Regions from separate parts of the Homo sapiens genome. Here regions 2 and 3 are each linked to region 1. Evidence: chromatin contacts called from ENCODE Hi-C or POLR2A ChIA-PET data. All regions are on one chromosome and are shown on one strand. The core of a region is the stretch at or near the end of the contact, and the rest is flanking DNA. Distances in the headings are between cores, read along the strand shown.

Region 1 (2,700 bases), core at 101-2,600:
GTCATTTCAATGGAATGTGTTATTAAAACATACGGTCAATATGCATATTGTAAAATTATAGTATAGTCAAAATAATTAGGTACATATCAGAAACATAATCCACTTTATCTGATCTGGTTAGGACCAGCGCTTGTGAACTTCAACATATACCTTGCCAAATGGTTGAAATATTTGTGTTTTAAACACTATTACATAGGAAACCCACTGATACTTATATTTTCTACAACCATTTATAGCTGGGTTTATATATGGTAACTTTTCTGAATTCCATATTGAGACACGGGTTGGACAAGTGTGACTATACTTACCGGGCAATACAACAGGATATCTGAAAGCAGGTTAGTTCAGTTTGATAATTGCTTAGCCCAGTTTTGAAAAACCTGCCTTCCTTTTGAATATTTTGATTAATTTTGCAGAATAGATCCTTTTGACTCTAAGAGAGAAGGGAACGCAATACCAGCAAAAGATTTTTTCCTATTTTGTGTCATGTAACATGAATGGTATGTGGTCAAGCAGGTGTGTAACTTACCGGGTACTATAGTATCCAGTGAAATACAAGTCAATTCTTAAATTCTCCTGCAATTTATAATGCTAACATTTACAAATGACATACTCAAAATTTCATAGGAGGACACTAATCTGTGGCACAGTCCAATCAGGCTAATGCATTTGGAAAATGCATTTTTTATATATATGTAGATAGATTACATATACATGTCTATACGTGTGTATATATATTTTTCTATATATATTTAAAAGACTAGTGTAGTTTAAAAATTTACTTATAAATTTACTTATAAGATGAATCGTAGGGAGTTAGGAAAGATTGCTTTCATATGCTTTAATTCTCAGATTGAAGATACTCTGATATTTAAATAAACATACTTTGCATTGTCAGAAAGATAACTTTTCCCAGAGAGGATTTGACTTTAATAGTCTAGATTAGCTGCCTAAGTCAACAGTCACTGAAATAACATTGTTTTCTTATCTTTATCTACACTTGTGGCCTATCATCAGTGACCTTTGTCACTTCTCTTGCTGTCCCTCCCTCTGTATTTCACCTCTATGGATGACTGCCAGTTCCTAATCTTTTTCCTAGCCCCATCTTCCATTAGGACTGGTTTTTATCCAAAATGTACCGACTTGAAATGGAAACTTTTTTTGATAGCTTTCTCTTTGACTTTTAGTTTCAGCTCCTGCTCACTCAGGCCTGCTATGTAACCTGTACTTATTTACCCTTACTGTGTTTTCCCTTCTCGGCTAAAAGGAACCAAGTTACTTTCTCTGTGGTCACTGAGTGGTGAGGTTATTTTGGGCCATGAGGGCTGGGGGCAGGGTTAGGCTGGGGAGGTAGCTGAAATAAGTTTCATGGCTGAAGCTCATCTTTGGTTTTCAAGTCTCATAGGCCTTGCAATCTAATTCTCATTAGGAATAGAATTAATTTGTGTACCTAACATGTCATCTGGTTGTTTACTATTTGAAACAACTGAAACACATCAGTGCTTCTGGAGGGATAGTATTTCGTTCTACTCTTGGTTCCACATTTTACAAATTACATTCCCTGCATTTTTAATTAAGTAAAAGGGCTGAGAAAGGTCACTTTTCTTCCTTTATATTTAAAAAACAAACCAACTCTAAGTCTGTTAAGTTTCAGATACAAAAATCATCCTGAAATTACCATGACATAACTAAAAACAATTCTGCCAGAATTAAGGACAGAGAGGAAAACCTATAACTATCAGGAAGAACAAATGTTTATCTGAAACAACAGGTAACCTTGGGAAGGTATCAACTATGAATTTTAGAACCAAAGAACTTTGGATATAAGGAGGAAGTGTGTGCATGGCTAATAGACAAGGCAGAGAAAAGCAGTTATTAATCCAGAGTAGCAAGTCTACCCAATCAGTGAGCAAACTGAGAGGTCCACCAGACATTAATTTTAATGAGGTTACTCAAGATTTCCCCTTTCTTCAAGCATTCCAGGAATCAGATGGAGGAAGATAGGGTAACATCATCTTTATCAAATATTTGCAAACATTATATAGATAGCTGGAAAAGCCTGTGCATGGTGAATGGAAGAGATGTCACATAAAACCGAATAACTGAGTCTCATAATATTTAGGTCTTGAATGAAGTTAGGCCTTGATCTGCTTCCAGCCAGTTGATCTCTTAATTATGTAGGCTGTGCAACAAGTTTTTGGTTCTGTTTTATAGTTTTCTTCTCTGCATTCCTCTAGATTTAATATATTCTTGATTTGTTTTACAGATCACTGCTTTTCCTCCAGAATAAGCCAATGTGGATAAGGGAGACCAAAGGAAATTAATTATATACCAATAAGAAAAGTCTTACGTAAACCCTGTGTGTAATAAATGTTCAAATAAGTTGGTTGTAAGGTTTTGGTGTACAATTTCAAGATATTTTCACAGAACATATTGCTCCCCAGTCAGGGTTAAAGTGAAACGTTCCATGGGGATAATGCAGAGGATGATATTCTTTCAGGAAAAAGAGTATTAAGCTTTCCTCTACTAGGCATCTTCCCTCAGGCACTGAGATTGCAGCCATCCAACAAATGGGGAAGGGCAGAAAGAGGAGCCTTCAAAAGTCGCAAATATACTTCAATAGCTACTTTTTAGCAAGTGTGGTAATGAGATCTTTCCATTCTCCCCTCTTCTTTGTGATGTATGCAGGGGTGAGTAGCT
Region 2 (2,700 bases), core at 162-2,661, 330 kb before region 1:
TTGTTTTAGCTACAAGGAAGGGTATGCAATATGCAGTAACTATTCCAACAGCTTCAAGCAAGTCATCTGCTACGACTAGAAAAAGTAGCAATTAGGTCCCAAACAGCAAAGACATAAAAAAGATGTAAGCAGAAGCCTCACCATCTGAAAAGAAGGCCCATCAGCACCTCTTCCGAGAAATACTTCCCTTCCCCCACCTTTAAGTAGGCACTTGAGACTGCCAAGATCCATTTCTTTATTAACTGGTGCCCACTTGGGGCAACTGTACACCAAGCTGCTCTTAGGCCTACTCTAATCCCTTCCAAAAGTGCTCAAATGAGGCTACGGCCGGGGTAAGTCCCGTCAGGGCCCAATTCTTCCTGACTCCTCTTCTCCACCCCACCTCCTCCGCCCCGCCCCAGTAGGCGATCGCCCGGCCAGAGAAAGGACACCCGGCCCAGGGACTGGCAGAAATTGCCCGCAAGAGAAGGCTTAGGCGACCGAAGGCCTCCGCCATAGCAGGACTTGGGAAGCACCGCCCCCAGCGCACCTCCCCACACCCGGCTAATCGGCGAACCTCTGCTTTCGACACCCTCTATCCCCAGCAGAGGCAGCGGAGAAGACAAGGCCGGGAGGCACCGGGCTAGGCTGCGCACCAGGCCCAGGCCTGTCCCTCGGGACCGCGCGTGCCGCCTGAATCCGCTCCCCCGTCGGGCCCGGTCCAGCTGGCGCGGCGGCCACCCTCACCTGGATGACCTCGTTGACCTCCCGGATACATTCCACCATGTGTTGTAGAATCTGCTCGGCCGTGAGCACCTCGTAGCGGTAATCCTCCTCCTGCTCATGCCCCGGCCCGCCACCACCACCGCCGCCGCCGCCGCCGCCGCCACCGCCGGGCCCCAGAGCGCTGCCGCCGCCACCGCCCGTCTCCCCGCACAGCAGTCCGTCCCGCTCCCCGCCGACGCCCAGCCCGGGCTCCACCAGCTCCACCTCGCCCAGATCCAGGGTATCATCGTCCGGCTCGTCGTCGTCTTCGTCCTCCTCCTCCTCGGCGCCGCTGTCCTCCTCACTGCACTCCTCGTCCTCGTCGAACTCGTAGTTGTAGCCCTCGTCCGAGTCCATGGCGCGACGCGCGGGGGCCCGGCGGACGCTGGCCGAGGCGGGGAGAGGGCGGGGACGCCGAGGCCCCGGCTCTCGCTCCGGCTCCGGCTGATGTCCGGACGCAGGCCTGGCTCCGGCCCCGCGAGCCGCGGCTCCTCCCCAGGAGCGGCGGTTGGCGTTTGACGGCTGGTGGCGGCGGGGAGGGCGCGGAGGAGGGAGGGAGGGAGCGAGGGGGCCGCTTGCTGCCCGCCTCAGTCAGACGCGGCTCCGCTCCGGCCTCCGAGAGAAAACAGTCCCCAACGCCACCTCCACGGCCGCTGCTATCGCTACTGAGCCAACAAAGGGGCGTGCGTCACCGCGTCGCGCTGCGTCGTCGCGTCACTCCTCTTTGCGTCACTGCGCCCCGCCCCACCGCCCCTGCGTGGAGCCCGGGGAGACCCCACGGCCCGGCCTTCCTGGGCCTGGGACCCGAGGGGAGCCGAGCGGGAATTGCTTTCCTGGTTCGATCCGCTGCCGCTGTGAGGGCCGAGCGGAAACCCGTAGACCTTTTATGTGAAGAGATTGCGGCCTCCTGGTCACCAGTCACCGAGAGAGGGACCCCTGGACCGCCTACGTGGTGGTGTCTGCCGCAGGCCATAGGGATCCAGCCCACTTAGGCAGTCCCTTGGGGACGCGGCCTTCCCTCCGGAGCGGAAAGGCGCTTCCCGCCCGCCCTGCGGTAATCCCGGAAGCCCTCAGCCGTTAAGCTAAAATTTCTGTTGCTTTGGCTACTGATGGAAACCTGTTGTAAGTGGAACCTCTAAACTGTATGACAGGTGAACCCACTTTAGGTAGCTGTGTGATTCTGTCCACTTGTACAGACGTGCAGTGGTTTTTAAGTCTCCTATAATGACGTCATTTTAAAGAGGCATTTCCTCCACCCCGCTGACAAGAGCGCCTCTTGAGGGCCCTAAACAATGTAAACAGCGATGATTTTCATGAATTGAGCACTGTGTAAGGGCTTTACATATATTCTGTCTCATCTTCACGGAGCCATAGTACCCATTTTATACCTGAGGAACCTGAAGCTCAGAAAGGAAAAGGGACCTGGCCAAGACCACATAACCCTTGCCCTATTTTAACCGCTGGATGCCCCAAAACATGAATCATAAAAATGCTTTGTAATGTAGATATATTATGTACTATGTAGTACATAAAAGACATGAATGCTTCAACAAAATACAGGCAATAATAGAAATATCTACAAGGGCCAAATGTAGCCAGAGAGATAATGCTTGAATCTCATCTGAAAGTGTGCTATGTGAGCTGAGTGTTGATGAATGGCTAGGAGTTCAACAGAGAAGGTAGGGAAGATGGTCTAGCCGCAGAGAACAAGCAAAAGCGCAGAAGGTGTCAAGTAAGTAATAGTTTGGGGAGCTTAAAGTGCATGGAGGGTACATGGCAAAATATTAGGCAAGTTAGTCAGGGGTCATGTCAGTTAAGAGCATTTTATGCCTAAGAGTGGGCTTAAATCTTTGCAAACAGGACATGCGAGCCAGAGAAGTGTTATGAAGGAAGAAGAGGCATAAGAAGGCTCCCTCTTGAGATAATCTGAAGAATTGGCCAGATTGAAAACCTTTT
Region 3 (2,700 bases), core at 71-2,570, 460 kb after region 1:
GAACATGAATATTGATTCAGAATTCAGACAGAAGGAGTGAGTCTTTCCCATGCTGACATTTATATGGTTTCTAATTCAGAGAATAGTGTCTGGCTTGGGGACAGAGTAGGGTAGAGTCAGGAGATGCCAAAAGTTATTCTTAAAGCTGTTGATGCTAAAACAGCCAGAGCAAAGCTAATAAAGGCGGTTCATGATGAGAGGGAGAAAGGAGGCTTATCTTCAAAGACCACCCCTTCAGTGACTTATCTGCAAGACTTCAAGGTTTAGAAGAAGAGCACAATGTGCCTAGAGTTCTGCTTAATAAAAAAGGGGAAAGGGTGCTCAACTTCTTCCATGGGAAAGTAAGGCCTGAAGAGAGAAGAGGGCAATCTTAGAAGGCAGGTTTCACATTTCTGAAGCTCTGATGCTCACGAGGAAGGAAGAGAGGCTCCCAGTGAGAGCAGTAACCATGGAGAAGCAAAGGGTGGGTCATCCCCAGCTGTTGGTTAAGAAATCTTCAAGATTACTGTTTTTCTCAGGAGTCACTTCTCTTTCATTAAGTCAACTATATTTATTAAACGTTGTTTAAACCTTAGATATCTCTTCTTGGGGCTTAGCTTGTATTAGTTCCCTAATGTGGTAGCTCAGTGATCTAACATATCACAAAAAAGCAAGACTTTGATTCAAACAGGGAAGATTTAAATGCACTTCCAAGTGGGTTAGGGAATAGGCGGATCTAGGGACAGTGTTAACCACATTGGACTTGCAGATAATGGATTCTCAGCTATTATCCTAATCCAGATAGGAGACCTGGGAGCGATTAACAGCCCTGCTGAAGATGCTGTCCTTAGGCGCTGCTGCCTAGAGTGGGCTAGGAGACAATGTTATTCCTCATGCAAGGATAGCGGTGTCAAATCACTTCCATAAAAATTCAAGACTCAGCCAGCTCAGCAACTGTTTCCTGCATTTGAGGAAAGTATCACATTAAGTGTAGGAAAACAGGTGTGGGCATTTTGCATATTTCTGAGACAGACGATACAATTAAAAGCAAAAACAAACCACAGCTTAACTATTTCCCCAGAAAATGAAAGACAAATCCATGTACAAACAGGAAAACTCAGTCTCACATTTCCAGGGTAGCTAGGTGCTAACTATCAATACAAAGCAGAAAATGTGAAACAATCAGCAGAAGGGGGTGGGGCAGAGTTGATTTCCTTTCGTTCCAGCATATCTGAAAGCTTTTCAAGGCAAAGGACTCTGAAAGTGAAAAGAAAGTCCCTGTAAACAGATGCAAGGACATCAGAGCTGTCCTAAATCAAAGGGAGGTGCGCTGTCAGACACCATGTGGAAAGTATGTAATCCAAAAGTAAGTCCAGGAGTGCTAAAACAAACAACAGCATCTTTCCAAATCACAGCAAGAGGGCACAGTCTCTTTGGCATGGAATCTTTGTTTTGTGAATATTTGGTTCTGGACAAGAGTCATAAAAGCTTTTGGTGAAGAAAAGGCAAGAACTGAGTCCAAATAAAAAACAAATACTCAATGATCACTTTCCTCATCTACCAGCATTGACGAGGAACATTCAGCCAAGAGTCAGGATATCACTTTGAGTTGTTTGTGACTTAATCGTCTCCAGGGGCTGCCATGACCTGCAGCAGGTAACAAAGCCCAGCGCAGCATCTTGTCCTGATGCCTCAGAGCTGACCATTGGTGCCTATTATATCACATGCTTAAATACTCTTTCAAAAACACACTTGAAGTGTTGGCGAGAATGTGGAGACATTGAAACTCTGGTTGGAAGATAAAATGGGGCAGTTGCTGTAGACAGCAGTTTGGCAGTTTCTCAAAAAGTTAAATATAGAGTTACCATATGACTCATCAATTCCACTCCTAGGTATATACCCAAAAGAATTGGAAGTAGTGACTCAAACAGGTAGTTGTATGCCAATGTTCATAGCGCATTATTCACAATAACCAAAAGAGAGAAACAGCCCAGGTGCCCATCAACAGATGAATGGATAAACAAAATGTGGCATATACATAAAAAAGAAATGAAATTCTGGTGCATATTACCACAGGGATGAATCTTGAAAACATTATGCTAAGTGAAATAAGCCAGACACAAAAGGACAGATACTGTGTGATTCTACTTGTATGAGGTTCCTAGAATAGGTCAGTGCATGAGGCAGAGAGTTGAAGTTACCAGGGGCTTGGAGGACGGGGAAAGAAGGGGGCTATTGTTTACTGAGTACAGCTTTTGGGATAAGAAAATATTCTGAGGCTGGGCGCAGTAGCTCACACCTGTAATCCCAGCACTTTGGGAGGCCGAGGTGGGCAGATCACGAGGTCAAGAGATTGAGACCATCCTGGCCAACATGGTAAAACCCTGTCTCTACTAAAAATACAAAAATTAGCCAGGCATGGTGGTGCATGCCTGTAGTCCCATCTACTTAAGAGGCTGAGGCAGGAGAATCGCTTGAACCCGGGAGGCAGAGGTTGCAGTGAGCTGAGATCGTGCCACCGCACTCCAACCTGGGCGACACAGCGAGACTCCGTCTCAAAAAAAAATTCTGAAAATGGATCGTGGTGATAGCAGTGAATGTACTTAATGCCACTGAATTATACACTTAACATCATTAAAATGATAAATGTTATGTTTATATATATTTTACCACAATAAAAAAAGAAAAAACACACACTTGATGTTTTATTTCTCTAAAATG

Evidence for each region. A loop is a pair of places that touch in the nucleus more often than their neighbours do. ChIA-PET counts read pairs that join two places held with the same protein, here RNA polymerase II (POLR2A). Pooled maps may share reads with other maps.
Region 2: a pooled map shows a loop between it and region 1 (4-fold over the local background). The contact joins the promoter of ARIH1 here to the enhancer-like site in region 1. A Hi-C loop is called at or near these places in 2 of 50 pooled maps. POLR2A ChIA-PET finds 5 or more read pairs at or near these places in 2 of 52 experiments (A673 and GM12878).
Region 3: a loop to region 1 is called in a pooled map, with 10 times the contacts of the local background. The contact joins two enhancer-like sites. A Hi-C loop is called at or near these places in 2 of 37 single-sample maps with no recorded cell type and 3 of 50 pooled maps. POLR2A ChIA-PET finds 5 or more read pairs at or near these places in 1 of 52 experiments (Panc1).

Annotation. Positions count from the first base shown.
Region 1 is chr15:72,140,186-72,142,885 of GRCh38, reverse strand. SENP8 (SUMO peptidase family member, NEDD8 specific) reads right to left here. Exons shown (of 2, transcript NM_145204.4): 2 at 1-2,700. The coding sequence ends at 2,624. Among named protein-coding and RNA genes, the nearest start is that of SENP8, 23 kb to the right of the region's middle. RefSeq lists an enhancer at 1,024-1,113. Within about 2 kb of position 1,350, at least 2 of the 41 ENCODE cell types and tissues checked have a DNase peak (open chromatin) inside an H3K27ac peak, as active enhancers do.
Region 2 is chr15:72,473,041-72,475,740 of GRCh38, reverse strand. ARIH1 (ariadne RBR E3 ubiquitin protein ligase 1) reads right to left here and starts at 1,411. Exons shown (of 14, transcript NM_005744.5): 1 at 727-1,411. The coding sequence starts at 1,101. It overlaps TMEM202-AS1 (TMEM202 antisense RNA 1), which reads left to right and starts at 1,502. Exons shown (of 4, transcript NR_135678.1): 1 at 1,502-1,866. RefSeq lists enhancers at 288-497, 1,948-2,047 and silencers at 1,048-1,277, 1,320-1,516, 1,368-1,707.
Region 3 is chr15:71,676,136-71,678,835 of GRCh38, reverse strand. All of the region lies in intron 8 of THSD4 (thrombospondin type 1 domain containing 4), which reads right to left. Among named protein-coding and RNA genes, the nearest start is that of THSD4-AS2, 14 kb to the left of the region's middle. Within about 2 kb of position 1,320, at least 2 of the 41 ENCODE cell types and tissues checked have a DNase peak (open chromatin) inside an H3K27ac peak, as active enhancers do.